Linked DNA regions of Homo sapiens: region 1 is linked to region 2. A link is an interaction called in ENCODE POLR2A ChIA-PET data of the cell type or tissue named here. Cell type or tissue: PC-9. All regions are shown on one strand. Each heading gives the region's core, and the rest is flanking DNA. Links, peaks and the distances in the headings are about the cores only.

What was found. ChIA-PET counts read pairs that join two places held together with the same protein. Peaks named below come from ENCODE experiments on the same cell type or tissue, not always from the same donor. Only the 100,000 strongest peaks of a DNase experiment are listed, where the experiment ranks them.
Region 1: POLR2A ChIA-PET joins it to region 2 with 15 read pairs; 22 of 35 experiments call an interaction of 5 or more read pairs at or near these places.

Annotation. Positions count from the first base shown.
Region 1 is chr7:44,807,620-44,810,537 of GRCh38, reverse strand. No RefSeq gene overlaps it. Among named protein-coding and RNA genes, the nearest start is that of PPIA, 12 kb to the right of the region's middle. In PC-9, for the core only: no CTCF peak of the experiment used is centred there; a DNase peak (open chromatin) is centred at 1,347.
Region 2 is chr7:44,751,380-44,754,297 of GRCh38, reverse strand. All of the region lies in intron 1 of ZMIZ2 (zinc finger MIZ-type containing 2), which reads right to left. Among named protein-coding and RNA genes, the nearest start is that of ZMIZ2, 4.0 kb to the right of the region's middle. RefSeq lists an enhancer at 2,897-2,918. In PC-9, for the core only: no CTCF peak of the experiment used is centred there; no DNase peak of the experiment used is centred there.

The DNA.
Region 1 (2,918 bases), core at 198-2,697, 56 kb before region 2:
ACAGGCTCACACCTGGCTAATTTTTGTATTTTTTGTAAAGATGGGGTTTCACTATGTTGCCCAGGCTGGTCTCCAACTCATGAGCTCAAGCAATCTACCTGCCTTGGCCTCCCAAAGTGCTGGGATTACAGGAGTGAGCCACCGTGCCCAGCTGTCCTGAACTTTTTTTTTTTCTTTGATACACAGTCTCGCTCTGTCTCCAGGCTGGAGTGCAGTGGCATCTGCCTCCCAGGTTCAAGTGATTCCCCTGCCTCAGCCTCTTGAGTAGCTGGGACTACAGGTGCGTGCCACCACCCCCGGCTAATTTTTTGTATTTTAGTAGAGACAGTGTTTCACCATGTTGGCCAGGTTGGTCTCGATCTCCTGACCTTGTGATCCACCTGCCTCAGCCTCCCAAAGTGCTGGGATTACAGGCGTGAGCCACTGCGCCCAGCCTGTCCTGAACTTTTAAAAGAGTCAACATCGGCTGGGCGCAGTGGCTCACGCCTGTAATCCCAGCACTTTGGGAGGCCGAGTTTGGAGGATCACTTGAACTCAAGAGTTCGAGACCGACCTGGACAACATCGTGAAACCCCCTCTCTACTAAAAATACAAAAATTAGCTGGGCGTGGTGGCATCAGCCTCTAATCCCAGCTACTTGGGAGGCTGCGGAAGGAGAATTACTTGAACCTGGGAGGCGGAGGTTGCAGTGAGTGAAGATCGCCCATTGCACTCCAGCCTGGGTGACAGAGTGAGACTCTGTCTTAAAAAAAAAAAAAAAAAAAGAGGCCGGGCGCGGTGGCTCACGCCTGTAATCTCAGCACTTTGGGAGGCCGAGGCGGGCGGATCACGAGGTCAGGAGATCGAGACCATCCTGGCTAACAAGGTGAAACCCCGTCTCTACTGAAAATACAGAAAATTAGCCGGGCTTGGTAGCGGGCGCCTGTAGTCCCAGCTACTCGGGAGGCTGAGGCAGGAGAATGGCGTGAACCTGGGAGGCGGAGCTTGCAGTGAGCCGAGATCGCGCCACCGCACTCCAGCCTGGGTGACAGAGCAAGACTCCGTCTCAAAAAAAAAAAAAAAATCATTTTCACTTAAGGGAAACAATGTCGCCATGCACCTGTAATCCCAGCTACTCAAGAGACTGAGATTTAGCCAGTCCCCTAAGATGAATATTTATATTTCCTAAAATTGCATTCATACAGAACCATTGATTCAAATAAACAAGAAAAACATGGAGTAAAAAAAAATAAAGTCCAGGAGTCCAGTCCTGCACTGAGTTCAGGAGTTTGAGGCTTCAGTGAGTTATATTGCACCACTGCACTCCAGGTTGAGTGACAGAGCAAGACTCCATCTCTAAACAAACAAACAAACAAAGTGGGAAGGAGCAAAGACCACACAGTGTATGATTCACTGTAAAAGTCCAGCCAGGCCCAGTGGCTCACACCTGTAATCCCAGCACTTTGAGAGACAGACGTGGGAGGACTGCTTGAGCCCAGAGATCGAGACCAGCCTGGGCAACGTGATGAGACCTCTTCTCTACAAAAAACTTAAAAATTACCCAGACGTGGTGGTACATAGCTGTGGTCCCAGCTACTTGGGAGGCTGAGGCAGGAGGATCACTTGAGCCCAGGAGGTCAAGGTGTTAGTGAATGATGTTCGTGCCATTGCACTTTAGCCTGGGTAACAGAGCAAGACCCTGTCTTAAAAAAAAAAAAAAAAAAAAGTCCAGAAACAACAAATCTATAGAGACAGAAGGCATGTTTGCAGTTGCCAGGTGGTGAGGGGACTGCAGTTGAAGCAAGATTGACCACATATGGAAACAAGGCCTTGTACTGGGGTGATGGAATGCTCTAAAACTAACTGAAAATTATTGAACTGTGCTCTTAAAAAGGGTAATTTTGGCCAGGTGCAGTGGCTCACTCCTGTAATCCCAGCACTTTGGGAGGCCAAGATGGGTGGATCACCTGATGTCATGAGTTTGAGGCCAGCTTGGCCAACATAGTGAAACCCCGTCTCTACTAAAAATGCAAAAATTAGGTGGGCGTCTGTAATCCCAGCTACTTGGGAGGCTGAGGTGGGAGAATCACTTGAATCCAGGAGGGGGTGGTTGCAGTGAGCCAAGATCAAGGCCACTGCACTCCAGCCTGAGTGACAAAGACAGACTCCATCTCACACACACACAAAAAAGGTAATTTCATGGTATGTAAATTATAATCTCAATAAATTTTTAAAAGCTAGTAAGCAGAAATTACAGGTTTTGGTTTTGTTTTGTTTTTTAAGGTGGAAAGACTGCTCTGGAGTAAAAGAAACCAAAGACACCTAACAGTCAAATGTAATGTGTAAAACTAAATTAGATCCTGGGAATGGTGGAGAGAGGAGGAACAGTTATAAAAGACATTCTAATTGTATGTAAATTATACCTTAATAAGAATGATTTTAAAAATACATCCTCATAGAAAGAGCAGGATTGAAATAGAATTTTTTTTTATTTCTTCAAAAAAAAAAAAAAAAAAAAAAAAAACAGGCCAGGCATGGTGGCTCACACCTGTAATCCCAGCACTTTGGGAGGCCGAGGTGGGCAGATCACCTGAGGTCAGGAGTTCGAGGTCAGCCTGATCAACATAGTGAAACCCCATCTCTACTAAAAATACAAAAATTAGCTGGGCATGGTGGTGCCTCCCAGCTACTTGGCAGGCTGTGGCAGGAGAATCACTTGAACCTAGGAGGTGGAGGTTGCAATGAGCTGAGATTGTGCCATTGCACTCCAGCCTGGGTAACAAGAGCGAAACTCTATCTCAAAAAAAAAATAATAAAAATATGGAATACATGTGTAGAACATGCGGGTTTGTTACATAGGTATATGTGTGCCATGGTGGTTTGCTGCACCTATTAACCCTGAAATAGAATTTTATTTATTTATTTATTTTGAGACAGAG
Region 2 (2,918 bases), core at 192-2,691:
GCTCCAGAAGGCTCCAGGCACCTGGACTCTAGGCAAGAACAGGCCTGGGAGCTGAGATGGCCCAGCCAGGCAAGGTAGGGGTGGCAATCCCAGTCCCATAGCCTGACTCAGGAATAGTGATGTTGGGGGACAGAGGAACCTGCCAACAGCCAGAAACTCCTCCCCAGAACTGCTGGGTGGGGCCTTGAGCAGCCATACACAGATTTTAGGACTTAGAATATAGATATGGTAATCAAAACTGTGTGGTACCAACATGGGAACAGAACCATGGGCCAACAGGCGAGACCAGAGAATCTGAAATTGATTTGCACAAATAGGCCCAAACAATGTCTGACAAAGGTGCGAGAGCAATTCAAAGGAGGAAGGACAGCCTTTCCAACCAATGGTGCTGGGACAATGGAGCAACTGGGCATCAAAACAACAAACAAAAAACACCTAAACTTCACACCTTATACAGAAAGTAACTCAAAATGGTTTATAGATTTAACTGTAAAACATAAATCTATAAAATATTCAGGAAAATATATAGGAGAAAATCTTTGTGATCTAGGCCAAAGAGCTCTTAGACCTGATACCAAAGGCATGATCCATAAAAGAAAAAAACTGATAAACTGGACTTCATCAAAATTAAAATTTTTCCTTCGGGAAAGGCCCTGCTAAGAGGATGAAAAGATAAGTTACAGGCCAGGAGAAATATTTGCAAGCTGCATATCCAACAAAGGACTAGTATCTAGAACATATAAAGAATTCTCAGCCAGGCACAGTGGCTCACACTTATAATCCCAGCACTTTGGGAGGCCGAGGCAGGAGGACTGCTTGAGCCCAGGAGTTCAAGATCAGTCTGGGCAACAGAGTGAGACCCCCGACTCCTCAAGAAATTTAAAAATTAGCTGGGCGTGGTGGCATGCACCTGTGGTCCCAGCTTTTCAGGAGGCTGCAGTGGAGGGATCACTTGACCCCAGAAGGTGGAGGCTGGGGTGAGACATGATCATGCCACTGTACTCTAGCCTGGATGACAGAGTGAACCATGATTTAAAAAACAAAACAAAACAAAAAAAGAATTCTCAAAACTAAAAAAAAAAAAAATTAAAATTAAAAACTCCAATTAGAAAATAAGCAAAAAACATAAAGAGACACTTTGCCAAAGAGAATATACAGATGGCAAATAAGCATAAGAAAAGATGCTCAGCATCACTAGTCAGTGGGGAAATGCAAATTAAAACCACAGTGAGATATCACTATACATCCATCAGAATGGCTAAAATAAAAAATAGTGACATCACTAAATGCTGGCAAGGAGAAACTGGATCTCTCACACATTACTAGTGGGAATGTAAAATGTACAGCCACTCTGGGAAACAGTCTGGCCGTATCATATGGAACTAAGCAAGCAGCTACCCTACTATGACCCAGCAACTGCACTTGTACGCATTTATCTCAGAGAAATGAAAACTTATGTTCACATAAAAACCTGTACACAAATGTTTATAACTGCTTTATTTGCAAGAGCTATGGAATGGAAACAGCCCAGATGTCCTTCAATGGATGAAGAGTTAAATCAACGGTGGTACATCCATAGCCCGGATGCAATATAAAGGAATGAACTACTGATATATGCAACAACCTGGATGAATCTCCAGAGAATTAATGCTCGGTGGAAAAAGCCAATCCCAAGAGGCTACACGGTGTACGATTCCTTTATTTAGCATTCTTGACACACCAAAATTAGGGAAATGGAGAACAGATTGGTGATTGCCAGGGGTTAAATGTGGGGGTAAAGAGAAAGGTACTAATCTCTTCTCCATTTCTGTAATTTTGGCAGGAGGAAGGTGGGCGTGAATATAAGAAGGCAACAGGCTGGGCACGGTGGCTCACGCCTGTAATCCCAGCACTTTGGGAGGCTGAAGTGGGCAGATCATTTGAGGTCAGGAGTTCGAGACCAGCCTGGCCAACATGGTGAAACCCCAACTCTACTAAAAACATAAGAATTAGCTGGGCAAAAACTAACCGGGCGTAGTGGTGGGCGCCTGTAATCCCAGCTACTCAGGAGGCTGAGGCAGGAGAATCATTTGAACCCAGGAGGTGGAGGTTGCAGTGAGCCGATCGCACCATTGCACTCCAGCCTGGGCAGCAAGAGTGAAACTCCATCTCAAAAAAAAAAAATAGAAGGCAACAGGCTGTAACCTCTTTACTGTATCAGTGTAGTGTCCTGGTGCAATGTTGTACTAGTTTTCCAAGATGTTACCATTGGGGCAAACTGGGTAAAGGACAGAATAAATCTCTCTGTGTCATTTCTTATAATGCACATGAATCTTTAATTTTTTTTTTTTCTTTTTGAGATGGAATCTTGCTCTTTCACCGAGGCTGGAGTGCAGTGGCACGATCTAGGCTCACTGCAACCTCCACCTCCCAGGTTCAAGCGATTCTCCTGCCTCAGCCTCCTGAGTAACTGGACTACAGGTGTACACCACCATAGTCCATGCCTGGCTAATTTTTGTATTTTTAGTGGAGATGAAGTTTCGCCATGTTGGCCAGGCTGGTCTTGAACTCTTGACCTCAAGTGATCCACCCACCTCGGCCTCCCAAAGTGCTGGGATTAGAGGTGAGCACCACTGTGTCCAGCCAATAATTTCAAAATAAAAAGTTTAATTACAATACAACTGCTACCACCAGCCTTCTGTCTCCGCAGAACTGCTGTGACAATCTTTCCCCACTAGAAAGCTGGTTGGGTTGGCTGGCCACTTTGCTGTCCCAAGAACAGAGAGGGAATCTGGCAGGCAAGCAGATGTGCCCCCTCCCCCGCCCGTGGTCAAAGGCCTCAAAGTGCAGGCAGCACTCTGTGCAGCACTGCCTCATTTTAGGTCACCTAGGGCAGCAGCTCCCCAACTGCAGCACATCAAAACCAGCTCGCAGCTGGT